Regions from separate parts of the Homo sapiens genome. Here region 1 is linked to region 2. A link is a loop called in an ENCODE intact Hi-C map of the cell type or tissue named here. Cell type or tissue: Caco-2. All regions are shown on one strand. Each heading gives the region's core, and the rest is flanking DNA. Links, peaks and the distances in the headings are about the cores only. Region 1 has its middle 190 kb from the start of GACAT3. Region 2 has its middle 270 kb from the start of GACAT3.

The links. A loop is a pair of places that touch in the nucleus more often than their neighbours do. Peaks named below come from ENCODE experiments on the same cell type or tissue, not always from the same donor. Only the 100,000 strongest peaks of a DNase experiment are listed, where the experiment ranks them.
Region 1: a loop joins it to region 2, with 2.4 times the contacts of the local background. A loop is called at or near these places in 1 of 110 quality-filtered maps.

Annotation. Positions count from the first base shown.
Region 1 is chr2:16,228,442-16,243,408 of GRCh38, reverse strand. No RefSeq gene overlaps it. Among named protein-coding and RNA genes, the nearest start is that of GACAT3, 190 kb to the right of the region's middle. RefSeq lists enhancers at 7,173-7,908, 7,909-8,644. In Caco-2, for the core only: no CTCF peak of the experiment used is centred there; no DNase peak of the experiment used is centred there.
Region 2 is chr2:16,313,320-16,328,286 of GRCh38, reverse strand. No RefSeq gene overlaps it. Among named protein-coding and RNA genes, the nearest start is that of GACAT3, 270 kb to the right of the region's middle. In Caco-2, for the core only: no CTCF peak of the experiment used is centred there; DNase peaks (open chromatin) are centred at 8,256, 9,326 and 9,606.

The DNA.
Region 1 (14,967 bases), core at 3,802-7,801, 81 kb after region 2:
GTGGACATCATGCCACTAGAGTTCCACCTTGCATGGCAGCCCACTGTGTTGACCAGACAGCCAAGAAAAGAGGGTCACGCTGTCAGGGATATTAAAGATATAGAATGACAGAAACAGCCCTGGACTGAGAGGCAGAGGCCCCCATCCACTCTCCTGTTCTTTCACACAACCCTGGAGAATTTTCTCCAGTTCTTTCATCTCTTTGGGCTTGTTTTCTTATCTTTAAAGCTATGACAATTATAACAGCCTCAAGAGACTTCTGTGCTGGAAGGATGAAGTGTAGTGTAAGCAAAACCCCTAGCCCTGTGTGTGGTCTGTGGAAGGCACCTGACAAATAGAATCCTTTTTCTTTCCTTATAACCAAATCCCCTGCACAGCCAGTGTAGTTGGATCTGTAGGTCTTTGGTCTGTAAAGCCAGAAGAGACAGGGCTTCCAGGTCATATTGTCCAACCTGTTATCCTACAGATGTGGAAATGAGGGAGGAAGAAGGGCTCATAAGCAAGAAAGAAGGCTCACCAAGGTCACATTGCTGTGAATTTACTGGACTCAATTTGAGATCAAGCTCCAAGTATCAGACTGGAAAGGGTCTTAGAAGCCATTTCTTCACAAGGTTGACAAGATGTTCTGCAAAGCTCAGCTTTGCTTTGTGGGACCCCTTAGGGAGCAAGGGGTGGACTAGCAAGAGATCTCAGCTCTCTACCCCTACCGCAACCATTTCAACTCTTCCTAGGAAATGGTGAAATATTGCTGAAGTTGTCCACATCTCTCATGTTATAGCTGAGTAAAACAACATCCATGGAGGGCAAGCGAGGACTCATCACAAACTCGGGTTTCTTGACTACTAGACCAGGGTACTCTTCTGTCTCTATCTTACTAAATAGAACCAGCTCATTACCCACTCCTTGTGAACAGAATTGAGCCACCCTAAAAGCTTGGTTAAGACTTTGTAAACAGAGTAGAATGTGTCTCATCATAATGTAATACACCCACATTCCTATCATTGGTCTGTTCCTGATGTTAACTTTTAAAATACAGTTCAAACACCACCTCCTCCTTGAAGCCTTTTTTAACCACCCCCAGCCAGAGAGAACGGATGACTTCCTTCACTGTGCCTTGCCCCCTGCTACTCAGATTTTTTCCAGGGTGCCTATAACTCTGCTTTGCACCAAGTCCCTTGCACACTCATCTTCTCTACCAAAATCTTGTGGCTCTTTGTTCCCTGAGAAATGGAGAAACATAAGACCTGGCACAGAATGGAACTTAGTAAATGTTTGAATGAGCGAACCAATCAATTAAACAATGAATGAATCTGCTCTCCTAATGCATGACCCCCACCACACCCATCATCTGTCCAGAGTAACCTCTCATCACTCGCAGCTAAACACAGGGAAGTCATTACTGTCCAGTGCCATTCAGTGCCAACAGATCCCAAAAAGAACCAGTGCCAAGCCCGGCACCAGTGCTCTGAGCAGTCTGACACTCTCCCCTAGGGTATCCCATGGAATCCCAATACCACCCACACAGAATGAAGAGGGTGCGAATTCTTTGCCCCCATTAATAATGGGCCCATTTCTCATCTGGCTTCAGAGCCTGTGAAGCCAATCCAGGCACAGAAACTTCAAAGGGAGCTTGGAGCTGGAATTGGCCCCAGAGGGCACAGAGCAAGACAAAACACAAGCCACAGTTTTTATACTATAGTTGGTATATAGGAAGTCATTGTTACCAAGAGCTCGCCCTGCCAAGCCTACCAGATTGAAGGAGCTGAATATCTCCCATCTCTGCATAGCTTAGCACTTAGTGCACAAACTATTTTGGCTCCAAGGCCCACCAGACTGAAATGGGAATTGCAATGTGGGGTTTTATTCTCTCATGGAAAACTCCTTCCACACCTAAAAAAGAATCAGACTCTAAAATCAAGTCTACCCAACGTGACCTTAAAAACAATGTAGTAAGCCAGAGTTATTTAAAACAAACTAGAATAATCCTAACTGGGTAAGAACCTGCTGCCTCTGGGCTGAGGAGGCCTGATCCCAGAGAGGGACCCCTCCTCCTCCCTAGGCCTTTTGGCCCCATGCTCCAATGGTCTCCTACAAGCCTTGATTTCAATATGAGCAAAGCCAGGTGGAAACTATGAGTTTGAATGAATCTCCCCACTAGACTGTAAGCAACTTGCAGAAAGCACTTTTTTCATCTCCTTACTCCTTTAACACCTTGCAAAGTGCTTGACTCAACACTGTTTAAAATTATCTTTCTTATTTATTGGTTTACTTGTCTGTTATCTGTCTTCCCTACCACTAGACTTAAAGAACCATGAAATAAGAAACATGTTCTATTTTGCTTGTCACTATATCCCCAAAGGCTGGAGAAGAGACTAAAACATAGTCGCACTAATAAATATTTGATGAACAACTGTCGAATGCTTGGCATATGATCAGGATGGTCTTCAACCAATCCAGTTCTCCCCTGTTTTAGAATGCACTGAGAATCAGTCTGGGCAACATAGCAAGACCCTGTCTCTACAGAAACTTAAAAAAAAAATTAGCCAGGCATGGTGTGCACACCTGTAGTCTCAGCTACCTTGGAGGCGAGGTGGGAGGATTGCATGAGCCTGGGAGGTCAAGGCTGCAGTGAGCCATCATTGCACCACAGCACTCCAGTCAGGGCAACAGAGTGAGGCCTTATCTCAAAAAAAAAAAAAAAATTTAGAATGTGCTGAGAATGCCACATCCTTGAGATAGAGAGGAGCTGGCCGGAATAGCCAGAGCTCTGTCCCAGTCTCCCTCAGAAACAAGATTCCATCAGTGCTTCAGCCCCACATGTCATGTGACCTTAGGGTATAAAACCCATGGAATGCTGCTTTCCAGGGTCCCTCTGCAGTGCTGCAAATGAAGCGTGTGCAGTTGAAGCTCTATCCACCCCAGGCAGCTTCCCTGAGTCTTGGGGGATGGGTTTACAACAGGCCCTCGGCATCTCTTGCCCCTTGCTATCTATCTGTAAGTAATAAACCCTCTTTATGTAACCTGTGATATGCATGGGTGTTCTGCCTCATGAGACTAGACAAGCTGGTAACTAGTGCATGGTGAACCAGCTGCACAGTATGCACTCATGAGTGAAACAATGAGTGAGTGACCAAATGAAGTGTCCATCCATGTGGATGATACAGATTATGGGAGAATTTGATAAATGGAAAGAAAACCAAATCCAGGTTATTCAGAAAGAAGCGGGGATATTCTGACCAATAAACCTAGGACAAGTGGGAACAGGTTGTTTTCAAAATCCGTGAGGGTCTCCCTGGGGAAAGAGGAATGGGATGTCATGGGCTGCAGGATCTAGAGCAAGACTATGGTTGCAGGTAGTAGAGGAGTGGAGGAAGAGAATGAACTAACAGTAAAATGTGAGACCTCAGTGGCAGTCCAAGATGACCATCAATCAGCATGGTCCTTAAAAATCATTGCAGCATTTGGGTTTCTTAGCAATGCCCCCATTAACCTATAGGGAACCTTTGTGAAAATTAGGAAAAGGTGTCCCCTTGCATGGATGCAGCCCTAGAGGCACACTCCACAGGTTGGGGGAGTCACACAGAGAAAAAGAAGTCTTTCCCTTGGAGCTTGGACTGGATTTCAGCCCCCATGTGCCTCCTCAGGTGTGTGCAATGCCAAAATTGCACCATTCTGGGTTGCTGCCCTGTTGGAGAGACCAGTGACTGCAGGGGTCCCCAGACATGCTGCCATAGAGATCTGGGAAGATTCTTCGTAAATACAGTCTCCTCCAGAAATGCGGATTTACTCACTCACTCGCTCATTCATTCATTCATTCCTTCATTCTGCTGCTGCTGCTGCTGCTGCTGCTGCTGCTGCTGCTGCTGCTGCTGTTGTAGCTTGTTGTTGTTGCTCTGTCTCTGATGCCCACATGATTCCGGTGATCGGTCAGATCTGGGAATGGCTGGGCTGAATGACCTCTGTGAATGCTTTCAATTTCAACATCTTGATTGTTGTTGACACATTGTGGGGACCTCACAGCTCCTCAGAAAGAGGATTTCATTTAGAATCTGACACATCGCTTCTTCTTTTAGCAAAAGTCAATAAAAGCTTTTCAAAGAAAAACTCTCCAAAGCAATACAATTTGAGAGACAAAAACAAAAAAGAGAGAGCTCATTGATTTAAACCAACTTGGAACCCTAGCAAAGATCAGTTCACGGCAAATCAAATCAATTGTTGACAGAATGATGCCAAATACTCATATTTTTAGGGTCTTTTAGATAAAAAGGAAAAGACATTACTTAGACATTTAGTAACTTCTTGTCATATATCCAAAGTCCAACAGGTAAGGAGAGATCTTGATGAATGGCTGCTTTCTTCCCATATACTCTGCAAATGTACAAGGCTCATAACATACAACTGTAGCCAGGGAATGTTACCACTCTGCAAACCAAAACCTAGTTCTAGAGACAGGGGTGGGGGCACAGGCCTGTAATCTCAGCTACTCTGGAGGCTGAGGCAGTAGAATCACCTGGGCAACATAGCAAACCTCAACTCTGGAAAAAAAAAATTAGTGAAACTTATCTCTGGAAAAAAAAAAAAAGGAAAGGAAAAAGAATTTTTTTTTTAATGAAGTGAAAGTTGATTCTCGCCTCCAACTATTTTTTTAAGCCATCTTTGTTCAAGGCCAGCGTCCAAGAGGACAGGCAAGACATTCCCCAGGAATGAAAGGAGAGGGAAGAAGGAGGACAAAAAAAGGAGGTAAATCCAAGTTCCTAGAAGGCCTGCGTTTGATCACACGATACCTATTTTCAGTAACCTTGGGGGCTGCAGATTCCTCAGCCAGGCTGCCTGCCCTCAGGAATTCGACCTGCTCCCGCGAGCTCACCTTCTTCTGCTCTGGTCATGCCAACACCCTCACTCACTGCCTTGGCCCCATGGGATGCCCATTCACCCCTACCTGTGGAGCTTGTTTATAAAGGGCTTAGGAGGTTGAAATATTACCTCTGCCTATTACTAGCCATACCATCCTTTGCTTACATTTTTCTCATCTGTATAATGGGGATCATAAATGTTCCTATTTCAAAGAGAGATAATAAATGTGAGAATTAAATGGGCAAATGCAAGCAAAGCATGAGAACAGGACAGTGTGCATAGTGAGTGTGAGGCGAATGCATGCTCTGGTTATTTTAAATCGCATGATGTTCATGTTTGAAGCCACCCTCCCCACGCTGGCTTTTTTCATCACATGTCTCACTGCGTGGGAATTTTTCCATGACTGTTGCCTGCTCTAGGTGATGTGTTCCCTGTGGGAAGGGTCCACTTAAATATAAATCCCCAGAACTAACACAAGGGTTGGCCCAAAGAGCACTTAACAAATGTTGAGGGAATAAATGAATCAACAGAAAGTCAGTGGTTTAAGGCATTTAGACAACTATGTGAATCTCACAACTACCCCGTGAGATTAGATAAGCAATTATTATCCTTCCCATTTTATGGTTTGAGCAACTAAGGCCCTGAGAGATTAAATGATTTGTTTAAGGCCGGGCAAGGTGGCTGATGCTTGTAATCCCAGCACTTTGGGAAGCCGAGACAGGCGGATCACTTGAGCCCAGGAGTTTGAGACCAGCCTGGGCAATATGACTAAACCCCATCTCTACTAAAAATACAAAAATTAGCCAGGTGTCATGGCACATGCCTGTAGTCCCAGCTACTTGGGAGGCTGAGATGGGAGAATTGCTTGAGCCTGGGAGCCAGAGGTGGCAGTGAGCCTCAATCATGCCACTGCACTCAGCCTGAATAACAGAGCCAGACCCTGTTTCAAAAAAAGAGAAAGATCTCTTTAAAGTCCCATGGGTAATAAAGGGGAAATAAGCTTCCTGTGCATTGTCTGACACCATGAGGTTTTTTGCAGGTCTGACTCCATATTCTTACTGATGGGGAGATATGGATAGTCTTAGAAAGAAGTGCTTTAACTAACTCTTAATGTTAGTGAAGCATTTTCTAGATGGAGAACATAAATAATGATACTCTAGGTGAAGGATGCCGTATGGTCATAGGCAATGGCAAGCATGCAGGGGGAATACAACACTTTTGTACGAGATTCCAAGTTTCTTGAGGCCAGGGGCTTCATTGTTCCCCCAATGATTACCACCACAGAGCTCAAGTGTCTGGCACAGAGCAAGCAAGCAATTGCCTGTTGAAAGAATGGATGGATGGGTGGGTGGATGGATGGATGGATAGATGGATGGATGGTTAAATGGGAGGATGGATGAATGGATGGATAGATGGATAAATGGGAGGATAGATGGATGGATGAATGAATGGATGGATGGATGAGTTGGTGGATAAATAGAGGAGAAAATTAGAGAAAAAGAAGCTCCTCTGCTTACAGAAAAGTTGGTTCCTAGAGTGTTCTTAAGTCCAAAGTGGTATTTTACAAGCACCTTCTCATGCCATCTGTTGGTAGTGGTGAGAGTTGATGCATTTAATTCTGGTGCATGACTGTTTTCACTTTATTTTTGTTTTTGTTTGTTTGTTTTTTCTTTTTGAGACAGGCTCTTGCTCTGTCACCCAGGCTGGAGTGCAGTGACATAATCACAGCTCACTGCAGCCTCAACCTCCCAGGCTCAAGTGATCCTCCCACCTCAGCCTCCCAAGTAGCTGGGATTACAGATGTGCACCACCATGCCTGGCTAATTGTTTGAAATTATTTTTTGTAAAGATGGGGTCTCACTATGTTACCCAGGCTGGTCTCAAACTCCTGGGCTCTAGCAATCCCCCCACCTTGGCCTCCCAAAGTGCTGGGATTACAGGAGTGAGCCAACACATCTAACCTGTTTTCATTTTAACTCAAAAGTACACAATAGAAGAAAACTTATACTGGAAAATGTAGCAAGAAAGAAACAATGATCAGCTTATTGAGGGCTTTATGATATTGTGCTTGGACATTAAATCTGGAGGTAGCGAAACCCCAGAGTGTTGGAAGCTAGATTCTGCCTGTGTCTCTCTGGTCCAGAATGATCTCTTAGGTTGCAGTGGAGAGGGTGAACTGTGAGGGAACAGATTAAAGACAGGGGCCCAGGTAAGAAACAGCTGTCATGGAGTAAGATATAGGTGGAAATTGAGTCCTAATATCTTTTCAACCATCTGGGACACCTAGTCTCTCATATCAGTTTCTACAAAGATGTACAATAGAGGTTGGGTGATGTGATGTCATTTAGGTCCTCTGACAAGCCTTCTCAAGAGTGTGGGAGGTGAGTTGCTCCCATACACATTCTCATCAAGTCATCTTTCTCTCCATCTACCCCCAAGAATGGGAGTTAGACAGCAACAGACAATTCAAACAATGTGAGTATCCAAAACTGACAAAGCAGATTTTTTGGAAGTTTAGCAATTGCCAAGTGAAAAACTTGATGGTTCATTTAACACTTTAAAGCAATGTACCTAATGGCAATTCATGTAGGAAGATTGGAAGTGGATTTTTATGCAAAAATGCCTGGAATGACTTGCATCTGGCCTATGACACACCATCAACATCCTCTATCTCCTCACCCCCAAGACTGCTGGTAGCTTCTATTTTTGGCAAAACAGACCAACCTGCTTCGAGGTGTCCTTTATTTTCCTGGGATTTGGAAGGTTGTGCCATAGCATTTGTGGACAGAACATATTCACAGTAGCAAGACACTGAGAGGAAAGAGGGCATCCGCTGGCATTGCTGACAGTTTTCTGGGAGCTCTCTCACAAGCAGGCAGCCTTGAGATGTCCAGGGTTCGACAGCAACAGATCAGTGACACATTGCTTAGAATCTGCTATTAATTAAAAAGTGATATTACGGGGGGAGGAGCCAAGATGGCCGAATAGGAACAGCTGCGGTCTACAGCTCCCAGAGTGAGCGACGCAGAAGAAGGGTGATTTCTGCATTTCCATCTGAGGTACCAGGTTCATCTCACTGGGGAGTGCCAGACAGTGGGCGCAGGTCAGTGGGTGCGCGCACCGTGCGCGAGCTGAAGCAGGGCGAGGCGTTGCCTCACTCGGGAAGCGCAAGGGGTCAGGGAGTTCCCTTTCCTAGTGAAAGAAAGGGGTGACGGACGGCACCTGGAAAATCGGGTCACTCCCACCCAAATACTGCGCTTTTCCGACGGGCTTAAAAAACGGCGCAGCACGAGATTATATCCCGCACCTGGCTCGGAGGGTCCTACCCCACGGAGTCTCGCTGATTGCTAGCACAGCAGTCTGAGATCAAACTGCAAGGTGGCAGCGAGGCTGGGGGAGGGGCGCCCACCATTGCCCAGGCTTGCTTAGGTAAACAAAGCAGCCAGGAAGCTCGAACTGGGTGGAGCCCACCACAGCTCAAGGAGGCCTGCCTGCCTCTGTAGGCTCCACCTCTGGGGGCAGGGCACAGACAAACAAAAAGACAGCAGTAACCTCTGCAGACTTAAATGTCCCTGTCTGACAGCTTTGAAGAGAGCAGTGGTTCTCCCAGTACGCAGCTGGAGATCTGAGAACGGGCAGACTGCCTCCTCAAGTGGGTCCCTGACCCCTGACCCCCGAGCAGCCTAACTGGGAGGCACCCCCCAGCAGGGGCACACTGACACCTCACACAGCAGGGTACTCCAACAGACCTGCAGCTGAGGGTCCTGTCTGTTAGAAGGAAAACTAACAAACAGAAAGGACATCCACACCAAAAACCCATCTGTACATCACCATCATAAAAGACCAAAAGTAGATAAAACCACAGAGATGGGGAAAAAACAGAACAGAAAAACTGGAAACTCTAAAACGCAGAGCGCCTCTCCTCCTCCAAAGGAACGCAGTTCCTCACCAGCAACGGAACAAAGCTGGACAGAGAACGACTTTGACGAGCTGAGAGAAGAAGGCTTCAGACGATCAAATTACTCTGAGCTACGGGAGGACATTCAAACCAAAGGCAAAGAAGTTGAAAACTTTGAAAAAAATTTAGAAGAATGTATAACTAGAATAACCAATACAGAGAAGTGCTTACAGGAGCTGATGGAGCTGAAAACCAAGGCTCGAGAACTACGTGAAGAATGCAGAAGCCTCAGGAGCCGATGCCATCAACTGGAAGAAAGGGTATCAGCAATGGAAGATGAAATGAATGAAATGAAGCGAGAAGGGAAGTTTAGAGAAAAAAGAATAAAAAGAAATGAGCAAAGCCTCCAAGAAATATGGGACTATATGAAAAGACCAAATCTACGTCTGATTGGTGTACCTGAAAGTGACGGGGAGAATGGAACCAAGTTGGAAAACACTCTGCAGGATATTATCCAGGAGAACTTCCCCAATCTAACAAGGCAGGCCAACGTTCAGATTCAGGAAATACAGAGAACGCCACAAAGATACTCCTCAAGGAGAGCAACTCCAAGACACATAATTGTCAGATTCACCAAAGTTGAAATGAAGGAAAAAATGTTAAGGGCAGCCAGAGAGAAAGGTCGGGTTACCCTCAAATAGACTTTAAACCAACAAAGATCAAAAGAGACAAAGAGGCCATTACATAATGGTAAAGGGATCAATTCAACAAGAAGAGCTAACTATCCTAAATATATATGCACCCAATACAGGAGCACCCAGATTCATAAAGCAAGTCCTGAGTGACCTACAAAGAGACTTAGACTCCCACACATTAATAATGGGAGACTTTAACACCCCACTGTCAACATTAGACAGATCAACGAGACAGAAAGTCAACAAGGATACCCAGGAATTGAACTCAGCTCTGCACCAAGTGGACCTAATAAACATCTACAGAACTCTCCACCCCAAATCAACAGAATATACATTTTTTTCAGCACCACACCATACCTATTCCAAAATTGACAACATACTTGGAAGTAAAGCTCTCCTCAGCAAATGTAAAAGAACACAAATTATAACAAACTATCTCTCAGACCACAGTGCAATCAAACTAGAACTCAGGATTAAGAATCTCACTCAAAACCGCTCAACTACATGGAAACTGAACAACCTGCTCCTGAATGACTACTGGGTACATAACGAAATGAAGGCAGAAATAAAGATGTTCTTTGAAGCCAACGAGAACAAAGACACAACATACCAGAATCTCTGGGACACATTCAAAGCAGTGTGTAGAGGGAAATTTATAGCACTAAATGCCCGCAAGAGAAAGCAGGAAAGATCCAAAATTGACACCCTAACATCACAATTAAAAGAACTAGAAAAGCAAGAGCAAACACATTCAAAAGCTAGCAGAAGGCAAGAAATAACTAAAATCAGAGCAGAACTGAAGGAAATAGAAACACAAAAAACCCTTCAAAAAATTAATGAATCCAGGAGCTGGTTTTTTGAAAGGATCAACAAAATTGATAGACTGCTAGCAAGACTAATAAAGAAAAAAAGAGAGAAGAATCATATAGACGCAATAAAAAATGATAAAGGGGATATCACCACCGATCCCACAGAAATACAAACTACCATCAGAGAATACTACAAACACCTCTACGCAAATAAACTAGAAAATCTAGAAGAAATGGATAAATTCCTCAACACATACACTCTCCCAAGACTAAACCAGGAAGAAGTTGAATCTCTGAATAGACCAATAACAGGATCTGAAATTGTGGCAATAATCAATAGCTTACCAACCAAAAAGAGTCCAGGACCAGATGGATTCACAGCTGAATTCTACCAGAGGTACAAGGAGGAACTGGTACCATTCCTTCTGAAACTATTGCAATCAATAGAAAAAGAGGGAATCCTCCCTAACTCATTTTATGAGGCCAGCATCATTCTGATACCAAAGCCTGGCAGAGACACAACCAAAAAAGAGAATTTTAGACCAATATCCTTGATGAACATTGATGCAAAAATCCTCAATAAAATACTGGCAAAACGAATCCAGCAGCACATCAAAAAGCTTATCCACCATGATCAAGTGGGCTTCATTCCTGGGACGCAAGGCTGGTTCAATATACACAAATCAATAAATGTAATCCAGCATATAAACAGAGCCAAAGACAAAAACCACATGATTATCTCAATAGATGCAGAAAAGGCCTTTGACAAAATTCAACAACCCTTCATGCTAAAAACTCTCAATAAATTAGGTATTGGTGGGACATATTTCAAAATAATAAGAGCTATCTATGACACACCCACAGCCAATATCATACTGAATGGGCAAAAACTGGAAGCATTCCCTTTGAAAACTGGCACAAGACAGGGATGCCCTCTCTCACCACTCCTATTCAACATAGTGTTGGAAGTTCTGGCCAGGGCAATTAGGCAGGAGAAGGAAATAAAGGGTATTCAATTAGGAAAAGAGGAAGTCAAATTGTCCCTCTTTGCAGATGACATGATTGTATATCCAGAAAACCCCATTGTCTCAGCCCAAAATCTCCTTAAGCTGATAAGCTACTTCAGCAAAGTCTCAGGATACAAAATCAATGTACAAAAATCACAAGCATTCTTATACACCAACAACAGACAAACAGAGAGCCAAATCATGAGTGAACTCCCATTCACAATTGCTTCAAAGAGAATAAAATACCTAGGAATCCAACTTACAAGGGATGTGAAGGACCTCTTCAAGGAGAACTACAAACCACTGCTCAAGGAAATAAAAGAGGATACAAACAAATGGAAGAACATTCCATGCTCATGGGTAGGAAGAATCAATATCGTGAAAATGGCCATACTGCCCAAGGTAATTTACAGATTCAATGCCATCCCCATCAAGCTACCAATGCCTTTCTTCACAGAATTGGAAAAAACTACTTTAAAGTTCATATGGAACCAAAAAAGAGCCCTTATTGCCAAGTCAATCCTAAGCCAAAAGAACAAAGCTGGAGGCATCACACTACCTGACTTCAAACTATACTACAAGGCTACAGTAACCAAAACAGCATGGCACTGGTACCAAAACAGCATGGTACTGGTACCAAAACAGAGATATAGATCAATGGAACAGAACAGAGCCCTCAGAAATAATGCCGCATATCTACAACTATCTGATCTTTGACAAACCTGAGAAAAACAAGCAAGGGGGAAAGGATTCCCTATTTAATAAATGGTGCTGGGAAAACTGGCTAGCCATATGTAGAAAGCTGAAACTGGATCCCTTCCTTACACCTTATACAAAAATCAATTCAAGATGGATTAAAGACTTAAACGTTAGACCTAAAACCATAAAAACCCTAGAAGAAAACCTAGGCAATACCATTCAGGACATAGGCGTGGGCAAGGACTTCATGTCTAAAACACCAAAAGCAATGGCAACAAAAGACAAAATTGACAAATGGGATCTAATTAAACTAAAGAGCTTCTGCACAGCAAAAGAAACTACCATCAGAGTGAACAGGCATCCTACAAAATGGGAGAAAATTTTCGCAACCTACTCATCTGACAAAGGGCTAATATCCAGAATCTACAATGAACTCAAACAAATTTACAAGAAAAAAACAAACAACCCCATCAAAAAGTGTGCAAAGGACATGAACAGACACTTCTCAAAAGAAGACATTTATGCAGCCAAAAAACACATGAAAAAATGCTCATCATCACTGGCCATCAGAGAAATGCAAATCAAAACCACAATGAGATACCATCTCACACCAGTTAGAATGGCAATCATTAAAAAGTCAGGAAACAACAGGTGCTGGAGAGGATGTGGAGAAATAGGAACACTTTTACACTGTTGGTGGGACTGTAAACTAGTTCAACCATCGTGGAAGTCAGTGTGGCGATTCCTCAGGGATCTAGAACTAGAAATACCATTTGACCCAGCCATCCCATTACTGGGTATATACCCAAAGGACTATAAATCATGCTGCTATAAAGACACATGCACACGTATGTTTATTGCGGCACTATTCACAATAGCAAAGACTTGGAACCAACCCAAATGTCCAACAATGATAGACTGGATTAAGAAAATGTGGCACATATACACCATGGAATACTATGCAGCCATAAAAAATGATGAGTTCATGTTCTTTGTAGGGACATGGATGAAATTGGAAATCATCATTCTCAGTAAACTATCACAAGAACAAAAAACCAAACACCTCATATTCTCACTCATAGGTGGGAATTGAACAATGAGATCACATGGACACAGGAAGGGGAAAATCACACTCTGGGGACTGTTGTGGGGTGGGGGGAAGGGGAAGGGATAGCATTGGGAGATATACCTAATGCTAGATGACGAGTTAGTGGGTGCAGTGCACCAGCATGGCACATGTATACATATGTAACTAACCTGCACAATGTGCACGTGTACCCTAAAACTTAAAGTATAATAATAAAAGAAAAAAAAGAAAAAAAAAGTGATATTATAGCTATACAAGAAAAAACGACTAAGCTTTATACGTAGAATGGCCATTGTCCAAGCCAGAACACTTTTGAGAGTGAAAGAACACACTATTAATAATTGTGGTGGGAAGAGAGAAGTTTACAAGAGAAGTAAACCTGAACTATCCCCTGCGAACAAGGAAAGGTTGTCATATGGCCCTGTCTCACTGCTCTGTTCACCTGTAAAATGAAACACTTCACATAGGTAACTTTTCCAGGTAACTGAAATTTACCTTATATGAGCTTTTATTTGCTTTCCTTTTTGCTACTGTTGATGAAAGCATTTCTAAAAAGTTAAACTACTCCTCAATAACCAATATATTTTATCTTTTTCTCAATGGTTTAGAATCACCTTTTGCCTGACACAGAGTTGACTTGCAGAGTAGTTGAATGAATCACTAAATTATTATAAACAATTATTATGGTGTATTGTACAATATACCACAAGCACTCACAGGGAATTTGAGTAAGTTATTTTTGCCTCTCTTGACCCAGTTTTCTTAGATCTAAAATTGAGAGCTAAAGAGAGAAGGGTCTTGCAGGTCCCTTCAAATTCTAATAGTCTATGTTTGAATTTATTAATTTGCTCCCAGAAGTGATCGTCATTTTAATGAAGCTACCTGTGAAAAATATTTTAAAGAGGAACAGAAGACACAACATGTAATTTGTGAGGAGTCCACGTGGCTCTAAAGTAGCCATTTTCCATTTGGAAAGGACTTAGTTACACTCTTGTGCCTAAAGTAGTGACTTAACAATGAAAAAGAGACAGCATTTTCCCACCTCTGTGGTTCCCTTGCTTTCTCGTGCATCCAACAGTCACTTCCTGCTCACCTGCTTCCTGAGGGGATGCCAGTGTGAATCCACCAAGTCCTGCAGCCCCAAAACGACAGGTTCTAGAAGTGGAGAACCAACATGGATACACACGGCTTTCATCCAAGAGAGAAAGAGTAGCGTCAGAAGAGGAGGCAAAGGATTGCTGTGGGAGTTTGGAGGCTGCGATCAGTTCCAGCTTGGTGGGGTGAGGCGGAGAACTGGGAGAGGCTTCATGAAGAAGGCCTCACTGCAGCTGTGGACAGTTAATAAAAGTGCATGTTCAGAAATGCAGAGAGGGTCTTCCAGGTGGAGAAAGTAGTGTATGCAAAAGCATGGAGGTGGAAAAATGTTTCAGCAGGAACAACCAGTCAGATGTATCTGGGATACAGTCCTCAAAAGCAAAGACTGCGTCGTATTTATCTACCTTTTTGTCTCCAGAACCTATCGTCTAATAAATCCTCAATGATGACTGATTGATTGTATGAACGAATGAATGGAAGAAAAGTAATAGGAATAAGTTTGGGATGGTTGTACTTCGCTAGGTGGAGTGCCTGTCTATCACATGCATACGAGAGGATGCAGAAGAGCTTGACAGGTCTTGAATGCTGGACTAAAAAGCCAGGCTGGATCCGTAGGTAATGGGAGCCACTGAAGATTTCTTTCCAGCAAAGAGACTGTTAAGATGTTAGGATACCTGGAGTGGACAAAGTCAATCAGCCAGTATGCAAGACACAGAAGGGAGAAAACTGACAGTGGAGCGGGGGGTGGGGCGGGGGGGCTTTTTTTACTCTTAGGCTGAAGAATTTTAAAGTATTTCTCACAAACATGCTGTGATAATAAAAT
Region 2 (14,967 bases), core at 7,233-11,232:
CATCCAGGTCTAAGGAGAAACAGCTAGTTATGGGACACAAGTTCAGATTTTGCCTCAGAAATATGCAAGGGGTCAGGCAAATCATGAAAATTATTATTGTGTGAGTGTCCAAAAACAGAGGTGGCTATGCCGTATGGACTAACATTAATTAGGCACCGACAGTTTGCTAGGAGTTTTTTAAAAAGCTCTGTGGGCCGGGTGCGGTGGCTCATGCCTGTAACCCCAGCACTTTGGGAGGCTGAGGCAGGTGGATCACTTGAAGTCAGGAGTTCGAGACCAGCCTGGCCAACATGGTGAAATCCTATTTCTATTAAAAATATAAAAATCTGCCAGGCGTGGTGGCAGGCGCCTGTAATCCCAGCTACTCGGGAGGCTGAGGCAGGAGATTTGCTTGAACCCCGGAAACAGAGGTTGCAGTGAGCTGAGATCACTCCACTGCACTCCAGCCTGGGCAACAGAGAGAGACTCCATCTCAAAAACTAATAATAATAAATAAAATAAAATAAAATAAAAAGTTCTCTGTGTTCGTTTTGATTCAACCATGGATGGTTGACATCTTTGTCTCCAATGAGGAAACTGAACGGACAAAAGGTTAAGTCCCCTGTCCAAAGTCAAAGCTTTGGTCTAAAACATGCGTCTCTTTGGTCCCAATGGAGGACTCTTTCCACCCACTTATTTCACTCCTGAACTAAGAAACTGTGCTTTGTCTGGGATCACATCACATGGACCTTGTGCCCAGTGACCTCACAGCTCCAAAGTCACAGACAGGAAACAAAGCGATATCACCTGTGCTTCCACTTCCCTGCGCAGAAGCCAAGTGCCAGGCACCAGCTCACTTGGCCACTCTGATTTCCTATTTATGCTCTGAATGAAAAGATCCTGAGGACATCTCCAGGAACCCTATTCTATTTCACCATTAATTAGCTGGGTCATTATTTTTAAAGCCCTGTCAATATTCCCCTGTGGCGAAGTCAGCTTTAACCCACGACATTTACATACAAATTGTAAGGCATCTCTACACCTTAGTCACTTCCACTAGGAAGAGCTACTGTGATCATTTTGCTCCTTCCTCTTTGCAGCAGCAACAAAAGAGAACTCCAACCAGAATGCATGGAGCATGTACTATTTCCAGGACTCCTGGGGCCATGGGGAGCCAGGGTCTGGGACCCCCAAAGAGCTGTATGTTTAATTGAGGTGACAATGATCAGAACAAAAGCAGAAAACAGAAGAGTAAATGTAGTGAGTGCTTTTCTATGTTAGATATACACACACTAGCACTTTCTCAGTATTGCATGAAACCACGACTGTTGCAGTAAGCTAGAGCTTTCCTCTCAGGGGACTCATTACATTGGAACAATCAGACACCAACATGAGAGCTGGTTTCCTTATTTTCTGCAGTAAGCATAAAGCACTGCAATGATATTATCACATCACCAAGCATCAAGATGTGGTCAGCTCTTCCTTTTCTTTTTCTTGGCCTTTATAGCAGCATCCACTGAGCTAGACCCAGTATCTACGCAACATGAATAGAGCAAAGATTACAAATTCAGTAGATAAGGACATCATAAAGTCAGAAGAGAAAAAAAGCGGTTTATGTATAAATTATACATGTTATATGTAAGTTGTCATTTATGTTTATTATGAGGCTCAGTTCCTAATGGGGAAAAAAAAAAGAGAAGCTGTTTTTATTTGGTAAGTCACTGTGTGGAGGGACTCAGAGAGTTAGCAATCCAGATGGGCTTCCTGGAGGCATTGGGGTTTGGGCCTTGAAGGTGAGGCAGGATTCTCTAGGACAGGAGCAGTGGGAAGGGCGAAGGAAGAGGGGGTCACACCCTGGACAGAATGAGGTGACATGTGGGGCAGTGAGACCTGGCCGAAGTTCTCAGCAAGGGGAGTGTCTGGAGAGAGAAGCGGTGATCAGATGGTGGCCTGTCCTGAGTGTCAGGCTGCAGACGAGCCATCTGGCTTCTAAGGGTGTATCTAGGAGCACCCCCAAAGGTGATTTTATGAGAATCTGAAATCTTGTGTGTAGTACCAAAGCCAGAGAGCCTTGCTCCCTGAGAGAGAACACTGGATACACTTCCCTCCAGCCAAAGCACTGTTTCTGCTGGAGCCCAGTACACCTCGGGTGCCGGTCACTCGAGGCTGTGTGCACTGCTTTCACCACCTGGGATGCCCCCTGTGCCTTTCAGCTTACCCCAAACCCAATCATCTTGTAAAATTTGGTTCAATTCGTCGTCTCTCCACTCTCCAAGCCTCCACTTTTCATCTGTAAAATGAGAGGAATGACCTCCCTGTTCTCTGTGGGAAAGGACTGTTCCCCACAGGAGGGAAAATGGCCTGTGCACTGGAAAGCACTATCTTCAGGGAGGAGCAGCACTGAGGAAAGAGCCAGAAAGGCCCAGACAGTCCCCTTTTCAGAGCAGCCTGGGAGAGTGGAATGAGCCCTCGGAGCTGCACTGTCATCATCTGGCACAGGGGGCACTGAGGCCTATGCCCAAGAGCCGTCGGGAAGTCGAGTGCAGCACAATGGACGGACGGACTCAGCTTCCTTCCATGCCAGAGGCAGCAGCCTCTCTGTTGCTATCATTATCTTTTTTCTCTTCCCTTCCTTTACTTTGAGAACAGAGCCGAGCCCTGTCTCCATTTCCCCTAGCCCAGATGGTGATCTCATTGTTTTATAGATTACAGAGCTGGTCCTTGGAGAGCAACAGCTCCCAATTTTTCCCCAACTGTGGGTGCTGACACATGATTCACTAGGATGTTGGGTAATTACAACATGTTACTGAGTCTCTGTCTTCTCCCCACCCCCCATCCCAGGTGGATGTGCTGGCCTCTATGGCAACCATCAAACAGCAAGCTCATAAAGCCGGCCCATCTTCCAGGGAGCAGGGCAGCTCCAGGGGCCATATTGCAAATGTTTGACCCCAGGTACCTCCAGGTCACGGGGATTTATTAGTTGGAATCTGCAGTTCAGCAGATGACATTTTAAAAGGCGTTTTATTGCTCGTGACCTGTGTGCATTGCAGGGTAATTCTGAGGCTTTGTGTCTGCAGCAACTGTCCAACCTGAAACGCCCCCACCGTGTTGCAGGCCTGCTTGATCTGCACAGGAAATCCAGGTGAGGCCACCCTCCCCCAGTCCTCAGTGCCAGTGTCCAAAATGTCAGACTCCCCTCCACCCCAAGCTGGGTCTTTATGCCCAGCCCAGGGACAGGGCTTTCTTGCAGAAAACGTGGCCAGAAGGAGATTCTCATCAAATCTTCCCAAAGGCCAGATGTGAGGGGACTTAACCAAAGTCAGGCAGCTCATATATGATAAAACTCACAGGGGAACCCAGGGATGGCCTTATCATCATTTCTCTTCTCCAGCTACAGCTGCAAAATCTTTCCATTTTCCTCTTTGCTTTAAAAGCAATGATCTAGAGGGCATGGCTTGAAGGGTAAGTCCTGGCTTAGCATTAGCAGTGACCCTAGTGCAGAAAGTGGCCTGGAGGCCAGGCTATTAGGGAAGATGCAGAGGGAACCTGTCTCTGTATGGGGGACAGACTGACTGGGTGATCTGTGGCCTCTCAAAGCAGCAGGGCACATTGTACACAGCAGCACAGCCTGTCTGCTGGCTAAGCAGCAGCTCCCTCTGCCCATTCCCCTGGTTAATTTCTGGCAGTCCTTGGAAAATGAGCATGGGAGCCTCTTCCTCTCAACCACACAGTCAGACTCAGAGGCTATCCTTCAGGCCCTTGAGTTTCCCTGGATCATGGCATCATCCCCTGTTATTACAATTATCTACACCATCTTCTGATCCTGCCCCTGACTATGATCATCTGCAGGCAGAGTTCGGGAATGATTCACTCTTTGCTACCCAAGACCTCCTCTATGTGTGGCTCATTCCCTGGTGGGACTTATAGCAAATGTTCATTCTATGGTGGTTGTATTGAGTTGAGCTCCAAATACGCCACCCTCAGGGGACGATGTCTCTTCCCTGGTGTATTCCTCTAGCAAGTAATAGAAGTGTTGAAGAAGATGCTTCCAACCCAAAGACATGCACTAAGGCATGTGATCCGAATCCTACAAGGCTTGGCCCATTCTTGTTTTCAGATTAAGATGATAAAAATCACACACACAGACACACACACATATACACACACACACTGCTGTTTTGTCAAGCAGCCTCCTTGGGAGCAGACATGTGAACTCCTTCATTGGCTTCTCATTCAAGATCAATGAAACACACAGTTTAGCCCAAAGAGGTAAAGATCTTCTCTCAAGGCTGCCAGCCGTTCCTTTTTCCCTGAGCCAACTCAATCTTGGCTCAGTTCAACAGACTCTTATTGAGTGTCTACTCTGAGCCAGCAACTGATTGAGACACCCAGATGACAAAATAAAGAAGGTAAAATGCCTACTTTCAGAAGTCCGTCTGTCTACCAGAACCAAAGAATAAGAAATCAGATCATTAGGGTGTAAAAGAATGTTTGCTTATGGAAAGGGGCCCACCAGTATACAAAAGCACCGAGGTGGGGCTGTGAGCTTGGGTGATCGTGGAGTCATCTTCCACTGGAGGTGATGCCTGGACTGTATATCGGAATAAATAGAAGTGGTTTTGTGAAGGAGAGCTCAGAAGGGCATCAATAGGCAGTGTGGTGGTATGCAGGTGTGTACAGGGAACTTCTTACTGTTCCATGTTGCTGGAGTAAAGAGTTTAAATTAGGGAGAGGAAGATTTAGAAAAACAGGCAAAAACTGCATCACAGAGTCTTGTATGCCAACCTAAGAAGATTCACCTCTGTGCTATAGGCAATAGGGAGTCATTACAGGACTTCGAATATGGCAGCGAAGACTTAAGTGCCACCTGTAATCCCAGCACTTTGGGAGGCCGAGGTGGGCAGATTACATGAGCCCAGGAGTTTGACATCAGCCTGGACATCACAGTGAAACTTCATTTCTACAAAAAATACAAAAAGTAGGCAGGCATAGTGGTGCACCTGTAGTCCTAGCTACTAGGAAGGCTGAGGTGGAAGGATAACCTGAGACTGCAGTGAGTCGTGATTGCACCACTGCACTTCAGCTTAGGTCACAGAGTAAGACCCTGTCTCAAAAATAAATAAATAAATAAATAAAAAATAAAAAACTTACCTTCTCTGAAAGATCCCTTTGGTGGTCATGGAAAGGGTAGATTGCAGTCAGAGTTGGTGGAGGAAGGGGCATCATTTATGGGACAGTTGTAACATACCAGAGGGAAGATAGTGAGGTCTGAATTGAGCAATGGAGATGGAGTGGAGAGAAACAGAAGGCTCTTGGGCTATCCAGGGGATTTAGGACAATCAGGCTTAGGCATGCAGTTAAGCGTGCAGAACCTGGTCTTCCTCCCCAATAAAGCTTCCTCCCTGATAAAGCTCCCTGATAAAGGACAGGCTCCTGGACTGTGGAGCATTCAAGGCCTGTAGGTGGGCACACATGATTTGCACAAGCCAGTTGGAAATATGCCAGGTGGAGCCCTGTCCCTTGGACTGACTGGGCAGAACTCAGGGCATCAAGAATGAAGGGAAAGCAGCCAACATCTTGGGAGAAGAACTGCAGGATCATAAAGACCACATGTGCTGGCCTGTCAGTTACTGACTCTGTAACTCTCCGGCTCTCTAAAGGGGCACTGTGGTTATGGGCACGGCAGGGTTCATTTAATTGGTAGCCTTTGAAATGTTTTTGCTCCCCAATCTTCATAAAAAGGAAATGAGGGCTGTGGTGTGTGGACGAGGTGTTGAGCTGCTCTGGCTACAAGGAAAGAGATCAGGCCTTTGATAAGCCGGGGAAATAATCAGTAGCACATGTCCCCGACACACTGCCTGATTCACACAGGACCCCAGGAATGCTAAGGGAAGTGGTGAGGAGAGGCGAGGGATGGAAGACGTTGTCATGGGGAAGACCTAAGCGAGGGATGGCTAACTGGATGGTTTGCCAGTTTCAGTGATGATCCCAAAGCCTGGTTCAAGGCAATGAGATAGGAGAGCATTTGCCCTTGAAATTGGGATGAGGCCAACATATAGGTCCTGCCCTTACTACTGGCCAGCTTTGGGGCACTGAAAGACCCGGTCTTTTCTCCTGGCCTGTTCACTCATCTGCTTAGATGGGGATCCTCATGCCTACTTCACAGGCTTTCAATGACAATCCAGTGAGGGGCAGCAGAGGATAGTGGTTAGGAAGCATAAGCCCAGGGCAAGGCGGTCAGACTGCCTCAGCTCAAATCCCAGTTCCATCACTTACAGGTGGTGTTACCTTGGACAAGTCACCTTACCTGCCTAAATCTCTGTCTATCCTTCCAAAAACTGGGGCTACAATAGTGCTCATATCATAGGCTGAATCTTAAGATTAAAGTAGACACCACATGTGTATGGTCGTACCTACACAGTGCTCCCTCACGGGGAGCATGCTTGTGAAATGAAAGGGCTGAGCACTGGATCCAAACAGGGAGGAGGCCTATTGTGCCCTGGGCCTGGACAGAACAGGAGGACAGGAGTTTACCTCCAATTCAGTATCAAATATATTCTAGGCATAATCCATTTTTGTCATCATTTAACTCCAGCTCCAACACTGTTATATTCATTTTACAAACAAGACTAGAGGCATGAAGAAATTAAGTGACTTGCCCAGGGTCACAGTCACAAGGATTTGAACTCAGAGCCCATGCTCTTGCCCATCAGGTGGCATGCTTCATCATGGCATCGTGTGGGCTGCTGGCTCCTGTATTGGGGAGCTGACACTGAATTGTCCTTCCATTGGCCTGGCATTTACTGGGAGGCGGTGGTATGCCCAGCATGTGCCAGGGACTTCACATATCTTGTTGCATCTTCATAGCCACGTGAGCTGACTACGGTTGTCCCCATCGTACAGACCAGGTAAGAGGTCTGTGAGGCAGCTCCCAGCTGCCTCGGGACAGCAGTTTGGACCTGAGCCTGTCCAGCCTTCCTTCCTCACCCCCGCCATGTTCCTGCCACTGCAACAGAGTGCAGCGGAAGGATGACAGCCACGAGCAGGCTTGCTTGCATTTTCCCTCAAGGTCCTTCCACAAATCTTTTCTTTTCTGTACAAAGCAGATATTGTCATTCCTGTTATACGCGAAGAAACTGAGAATGAAGTGTATGAAGCCACTTCCCAAGGTCCCAAAGCAAGCCTGCAGCACCTTTCTGAACATGCGGGGAGTAGCATTTAACCCACAGCTTGTCCCTAAACGGAAGGCATTTTTTGTGTCCCATCCCAGACAACCAGCTCTCGTTGAGGATTTGGGAAGGTGCCTCAAGAGGGGCAGGCCACGCGCCCCTGGCCACTAGGAGCTGCACGCGCAGCCCATACCTATGGGCTGGCAGCATTGGATGCAGCTTTAATTAGATCACCATGGTAACGAGCTAGGGAGAACAATAGACAGTTGTGTACTTGCGAGAATCCTCAGCCTCAGACAAGGCCCTGCTAAACTGTAATTACGCTGGAGTGGAAGCGGATCTTCATTTCTGGGAGAGAAATAAACTGCCATCCTGGTCTTCTTGTCTTCCCATGTTATTCCAACATCAGGGTACAGGATTCCAAGTGTGTTTATTTTGTCTTATTTTATTAATTAATTAATTAATTTATTTATTTATTGAGACAGAGTTTCACTCTTGTTGCCCAGGCTGGAGTGCAATGGTGCTATCTCAGCTCACTGCAGCCTCCACCTCCGGGTTCAATCGATTCTCCTGCCTCAGCCTCCCAAGTAGCTGGGATTACAGGCGCACCACCATGCCCGGCAAATTTTTTTTTTTTTTTGATATTTTTAGTAGAGACAGGGTTTCACCATGTTGGCCAGGCTGGTCTTGAACTCCTGATCTCAAGTGATCCACCCGCCTCAGCCTCCCAAATTCCTGGGATTACAGGCATGAGCCACCGTGCCCGTCCCCAAGTTGGTTTATTGTTTGAATTTATATTTTAGAAGTGGTCAAGCCCCATATAAAGATGATTATCTTTTCATCCTGGGTTCTGAGTGGTGTATTCCCAGAGGGGAGATGAGGACAAGGTAAAGAAGGCCATAATAATCACACAGGTAGCATTTATTGAGTATTAGATGTACCAGGTGTTCCCTACGACTTCCCCTACTGTCACTATAAGCGTCTGTGGCGGGTGTCCTGAGCCCCACTTTACAAGGCAGGAAGTCGGCTGTCATGCCTTGTGCCCTCAACACTGAGGAGCCGCGAAGGTTTGACCCCATGGCCCAAAGGCATTGGCCTGAGCTCACATCGCTGTTCAGGGACAAAAGGAGATGAACCAGTTCAGCTGCACTTCTGAGACATCGGGGTTCTTAGTCCTCCTTTTGATGACATGTGAGGGATGCCCTTTAATCCAGTTAGTTTTGCTAGTCTGATAAGATGCAGTTCACCCTGGCCATCGGAGTCAGCGAGACCCATAAATAACAGAAAGATCATTTAAAAATAAATTACTGACTGAAAGCAGGGAAAATGCATCCATGGATTGTTGCTCTCCAGGCCTGCCATAAATCTGTTGTCTTTTTGGCTCAGCAGTGGCCAGGGTCACAGACCATAAAGGGCTTCCACAGAAAAATGTGAAAAATCCTAGCAAGATGGGACACGCTGGAGACATAGGAAAGGCATCTGGTTTTCTGCCTTGGCCTGGGTTGGAGGATGGAGCCCGTGGGCTGGGCCGGCAGCACAGGGTGGGCACGCATGCGAGAGCCAGCTGTGGCCCTGCCCTCAGGGATTCCAGGGGCGCCCTGTAAAGACCCCAGTCCCTGTAACATGTTCTGGTGCCTGACCCACTTTTTCAGAAAGGAATGGCATTTCCAGTCTCACTGCAGCATGAAGCTAACATTTCCCTTTGGAAATTGGACACAGTGACCCCAATTCGTGTGACTGAGAGTGAGTCTGATTTTACATTTTATTTTTCCAGAGAACTCCGTTGTTTCCGAAGAGAGGGGAGATGGAAAGAGGTGTCAGAGGGCACTGGTCAGGGGCGAGGAGCGCTGGAAGGTGGGGATGGCAGAAGGCAAACATGGGGCGCTCCTAAAGGCAGCCCTGGCTGTGATGTGAGAGAGTAGGGTGGCGTGGTGGCCTCGGGGAGCCTTTGCACAGGTAACGAAGTGGGTGTCAATGCCTGTTGCCTCATTGGGTTGTGTCAATGATCAAGTGAAATGGTGCCTCCAGCCTGCTGCTCAGAAAGGCCACCATGAGTGGATTACCTCTGTACCTGTGCTTGGAGCAGCTCCATGGGCATGTCACCCTGCCTCCAGATGGTGTCAGGGTCCCCTCCCCTTCCTCACAAACTTTAACAGCCAGCAGGAACACTTTAAGAATGCATGACTCACTGGGAAGGTCCAGAATCGCAAGCCATTGGCAATTTGAGCTGCAAGTGCCTTTCCAGATTGTTAGATGAGTGGCTTAAAACTCTGTGGCTGTTACCTCACAGAGAATGTGCTGAAAGTCAAGAACCCTTTTCCCTGAGGGAAAAAGGCATCTGTGGACATAGGTCCAACCATTTGTGTACAATCTCAGAGTCTCTCCCACCCCTTGACCCCCATCCATAGACCCCCCTCAGAGGACTTAGACTCCAGCTGAAAAATCCTTGCCCTGGCCCAGCCTCCTCCTTTTATAGCTGGTTAAACAGAAAGAGGAAGTGACTGCCTCCAGGTCAGAGAGCCAGGGAGCCCCATGCTGCTCCGGCCCCATTCCTCCCTATCTCTTCCTGCACAAACTGCTACAACCACTTCCAGTTCCACTTGGCCTCGCTGCAATGTGTTCTCTACACAGCAGGTAAAGTTGCCCTTTACAAATACAAATCACACCCTGCACCTCTCCCATTCAAAATCCACTACTCTTGAGATTAGATCCAATGTTTTCTGTGACCCACAGGCAAGGGAACTGCATGACACACCTTCAGAGAGGTCATTCGTGCCATGGCACCACCCTAGGAAAGACAGGGCACCCCACATACAACCATGGCTAGGCCCTGCCTATGAGGCTCCCCTCAGCACACCCCTTCAGCCTCATCAGGTGCCACACTGCCCCCACTCCAGCTGCAGAGGCCTTTTCACGGCTCCTGTAATGGCAGAAGTGTGTTCACACCGCAGAGCCTTTGCACACCCTTTTCCTTCTTCCTGCCGCACTCTCCCTTCTCTCTTTGCCTGGCTGTGTCCTGTTCACTCTCCACTTCTCAGCTTTGTCACTTTCCCAAGAAGGTCTTCCCCAGGTTGAGCTGACCTGAATCATTCGGGGTCCAGAGAGGACCCAGGAGCCGTGAGAGGTTATTCCAACCAGAGGGGATTTAATACAGGAGATGTGTGCTACAGGTGTGGGAAGACTGAAAAGGTTTTTTAAAATTAGCACTGCATTTACTCAGAGATCTGTGACTTGAGAGAGCCATTACTAGCTCTAGGGTTGAGGGAACAAAAGGGAAGAGGTGGGGTTACCAGGACCTAGAAGTTCAGAGAAGGGGAGTGTGGGGGGCAGGTGCTCTGACTGCCAAGCAGCTGCCACGTGTCTGTGGCCAGGGCCTCCTCGAGGGTCCTGCACAGTTGGTGCTTGAATCTCTGAGTGGACAGGGGACACTTTCATAGGCAGCACTGGCTCCTCAGAGGGCCTCCTCACACCTGGACGGCTGCTGCTCAGAGTGCACTGTAGGGCACAGCTGTGTCTAGGTTGCCACAAACCCTGAGTGGCTGGAGCTCTGTACTGCTCCTTTGAGAGGTGGAAGAATGGGAAGGGCGTCCCCTTGATCCCACCTGGGAGTCTAACCTGCTAGCAAAGGATTCTGGGGAATGTGGTTCTCAGACTCCCAGCCCCATCATCTCAGAATATGGAATGGGCTTGGCTGAGAGACACAAGTCAATGACTGGCACAGCCCACACCGCATGGTATTTATCTATTGACCTTTGTATCTGACTATGGACTCTATGAAGGTTGTCCAAAACTGTAGCATATCTCCATTCTTGGCTCAAAGCCTCGACTGTCAGCACTCAATCAATGTAGACTGCACAATTGAATAGGGGGAATCAGATATTTCTGAGCCTCAGTTTCCAAGCTGCAAAGTAGAGAGAAATCACACTCCACAGAATTATCATGACGATACGAACATAATGGATGTGAGCGAGAGTGTACTGCCTGGAGTTGGGTCAGGAAGGAACCTGAGAGCCCTTAATGGAGAATGTCTGGCTTCACCAGGCGCCATGTTCGAAGCTGGTTCTTAACAGTGTGTGAGGATGCTGAGGAGAGAGTGCGAAGCCCACTTACCGCCTATCTGCCCCTAAAGAATTTCAAAAGTCCCTTCTGCCTATTTTTGTCCTGTGGTGCTTGAGTGACTATGTGGGTTATCGCCTGTGACAAACACTTTTATGTGAGTGCTGACATTTCTGGTGTTTCCTGATAGGACGACATCACCTACAGAGCCCTATGAAAAGAAGTCAGCAAATACTCTGACCTCCGGGTGCTGGGGGAGAAGACAGCAGACAGAGAGAGGAAGATCTGGGCCCAGAATTCCTTGTTCGTGTCCAGAAAACTATAAACACAGTGAATTCCTTCAAACGTATCTGCAAAGCCCGCTGGGTAGTTTATGTCACAGAACGTCTCAGAGATTAGAGCATTTTGCACGCACCAAGACTCCTGATCAAAGATGTATCTAAACATGCCCTGTGGGTGGGCAATTCCTCAGGAGCCAGTTCGGGAGGCTGTTTGTCACCTGTCCTCTCCCTAGTAAGGAAAGGCCCCCCTGGACCAGTCAGAAGACTTGAGTTCTGGTCTCTTACTGTTGACCTCAGTGAGCTTGGATGAATCCCCTCTGCATTTGTCTTGATTGGTTCTTGATTGGTTCAGCCCAAGCTCTGCATTTAAATCGCCTGTGTCACTTACCACCAGAGATCTGATTTAATTGGTTTGTGGTGGGGAGCAGAGATGATAGAGCTCAGAAAGCTTCCCAGGTGATTGTAATGTACATCCGGGACAAGTCCACTGCTCTAGCATACGTTAGTGTTCGTCTATCAATCACTTTGCAGTGCTTGTTAAAGCTCAGCTGCTCGACCACTCACCCACAGTTTCTGCTTCAATCCTTCTGGGACGGAGCCTTAGAATCCACCTTCCTTGTAAGTTCTCAGGCGCTGCTGAGGCTGTCAGGCTGGGATCAGTTTTTAAGCAGCCCTGCTCTAATCCAGAGGTTCTCAATGGTAGAGCGGTTTTTCCTCCAAAGGGACGTCTGGAGGATGTCTGTTTTCACAAGCGGGAAAGGGATGCTGCTGGCATCTAGTGGGTAGAGGCCAGGGAGGCTGCTAAACACTCAACAATGCACAGGACATCCCCTCAAAATAAAGACTTATTCAGGCTGAATATCAACAGCGTCTCTGCTTCTGCAATTTTAATGTGCAGTCAATTTTAACACGAGTCACCTGGAGATTGTGCTAGATTACAGATTCTGACACAGTCAGCCCAGGAAGGACCTAAAGATTTTGCATTTTTATAAACTCCAACGTAATGTCCAAGGTGCCAGTCTTCCAGAACTCAGTTCCTTCAGCTCCAAAGACATTCTCCCTCAGCCTGAGATAGCACTGTTATTCACTGTTCTATCTTAGAGGCTACCACAGTGTAATGGCTGACATGGGAAGCACTCCATGATATCAGGAGGACAAAAGACGCTCGCAATGTGTGAGCTGAATGGGCTTCACCTACCCACCATCACGCTTCCACCAGGAGCACTGGAGAGTCAGAATCTTGTCTAGTTCTTCATTCCTCCAAAGCTGGACACAGAGCTTGACACAGATCAGGTGTTTCCTATATGTCTTTTGTACAAAATTAGACCGATGCAGTAAACACTAGCATTCTTGGAATTGCAGGTTATCATTTTCCAAGCTGCTGCTGTTGATTCTTCCTTCAAAACGAACCCCTTTTCTGGCCACGGTGCTTTTTGTTTATGCAGTACTTTCACTTGCATTTTCTCAATTGATGCTCATCACAAAATTATGAGGACAGCCAGGCCCAATCCCACTTATGGATGGGAAAACTGAAGTGCAACGATGTGTAGAACCTCACCTTGAGCCGAAGTCCAGCATCCCCATGTCATCTGAGGCAGCTCCCTACCCTCCAGGCCTCCTCCACTAAGTCCTGCCTTCTCTTCACTGAGCACACACCTTCTACGCTTTCTTCCCCATCTTTTCTGTCTTTCAGTTGCTCCCACTCTGTGCACCAGAGAGCCACCCCCTCTGTCTAACTGGCTTTCTTTCTAAGCCTTTCTGTCTAGAACACTTTGGGTGGCTGAGGGCTTCCTGAAATGCCAACCAGAGACAGAGATTCGCTTCAGCTGTTTGAGGAAAGCCAAGGTCCTCCCTGTTTTGCTGCCCCCGTCCACCTGCTCCAGCTGGTCCCATTAGGTGATCCTAATGTAGAGGCTGTAGTCTACCAGGTGCCCTGTCTGGGATCCTTCTCACCACAAAGCAGGCAGATGGCTGGCACCTGCTTTGTGCCAGGCCCTGTGGTAGCCTGCAAAGGGACACAGATTTATAATCTACAGCGCTTCCTCACAATATGGTGTTTAAAAAGGAGGTTGGGTTCAGATTTCCATCCAAATCCCAACCCTTGATTCTACAACCACTAGCTGCTCCTTCTCTCTCTTTGCTGATTTCTCATTGTTCTTCCTGGTTGCTCAATGCTAGAGAATCCAGGGCCCCATCTTCTGACCTTTTATTTTCCATCTACACTCAATCCCTAGGGAGCTTCACCAACATCCCTGTCCCATCAATGACTTAGTGATTTACAGCTGAAACACCAACCTCTCTTCTGAACTCCAGACTGATATAGCCAAATACTTACTTAACATCATCACTTTGATGTCTAATAGAAAACATAGGTGTATGTATCCAAAACTAAATTCTAGATTGCCTCCCACTGCCTCAAACATGTTCCTCCCACAGTTATCCTCATCTCTTTTAGTGTTAATTTCCTTCCATATTTGGAGCAATCTTTGTCACCTCTCCTCTCACAAATTTTATTCCATTTGGCTCTATGTTTGGAATATGTGCTTCTCTGCTTCCCCACCCTGGCCCAAGTCACAGCATCTCTCACTGGATGATTGTATGAGCCTCTTAACTGGTCTTCCTCCTCCACCCTAACCCTCCCGCAGATTCTCACAGAGAGTGTGATTTGAAACAAAAAGTGTGATTGCTTCACTTTGTATAGCAGGTTGAATGGTTGCCCAAAGATAATATGGCCACATTCTAATACCTGGACCTAGTGAACATGACCTTCTTTGGAAAAAAAGGTCTTTGTGGATGTAATTCAATAAAATACCTTGAGATGAGATTATCCCAGATTTTCTGGGTGGGCCCTAGATCCAAGGACAAATGTCTTTAGAAGAGACAGAAAAGAAGACAAACACACAGAAGAGAAGCTGATGTAAATCTGGAGGAAGAGATTGGAGTTATGCAGCCACAAGCCAAAAGATTCCTGGAGCCCCAACCAATTGGAAGAGGCAAAGGAAGGATTCACCCCTAGAGCCTCTGGAGGGAGCCCAGCCCTACTGACACCTAAATTTCAGACTTCTGGCCTCCAAAACTGTGAGAAAATAAATTTCTGTTGCTTTAAGCCACCAAGATTTGGCAGCCCAAGGAAACTAATATGTAGACTACATAAGTCAGATCACATTCATTTTCTGTTCTTAATCTCCCAGTGTTATTTCATGTCATTTTCAGTAAAATCTAAATTCCATGTCATGGCCCACAGGGCCTTGCGTGAGCTGCCACACACTCTCCTTCTGGCTGTGTCTCCCTCCACGCTCCCTCTCATGCGTCTGCCCTAGCGACATTGTCCTCCTTGATGCATCTTGACAACCCCAGCGTGTCCCCACCTCCGAGACTTTGCAATGCATTCTCTCTACCCAGAAGAGCTTTTCTCAGATACCCATGGCTCGCTCCCTTACTTCCCTCTGGTCTCTGTTAGAAAAGCAGAGCCCTCCCCCATA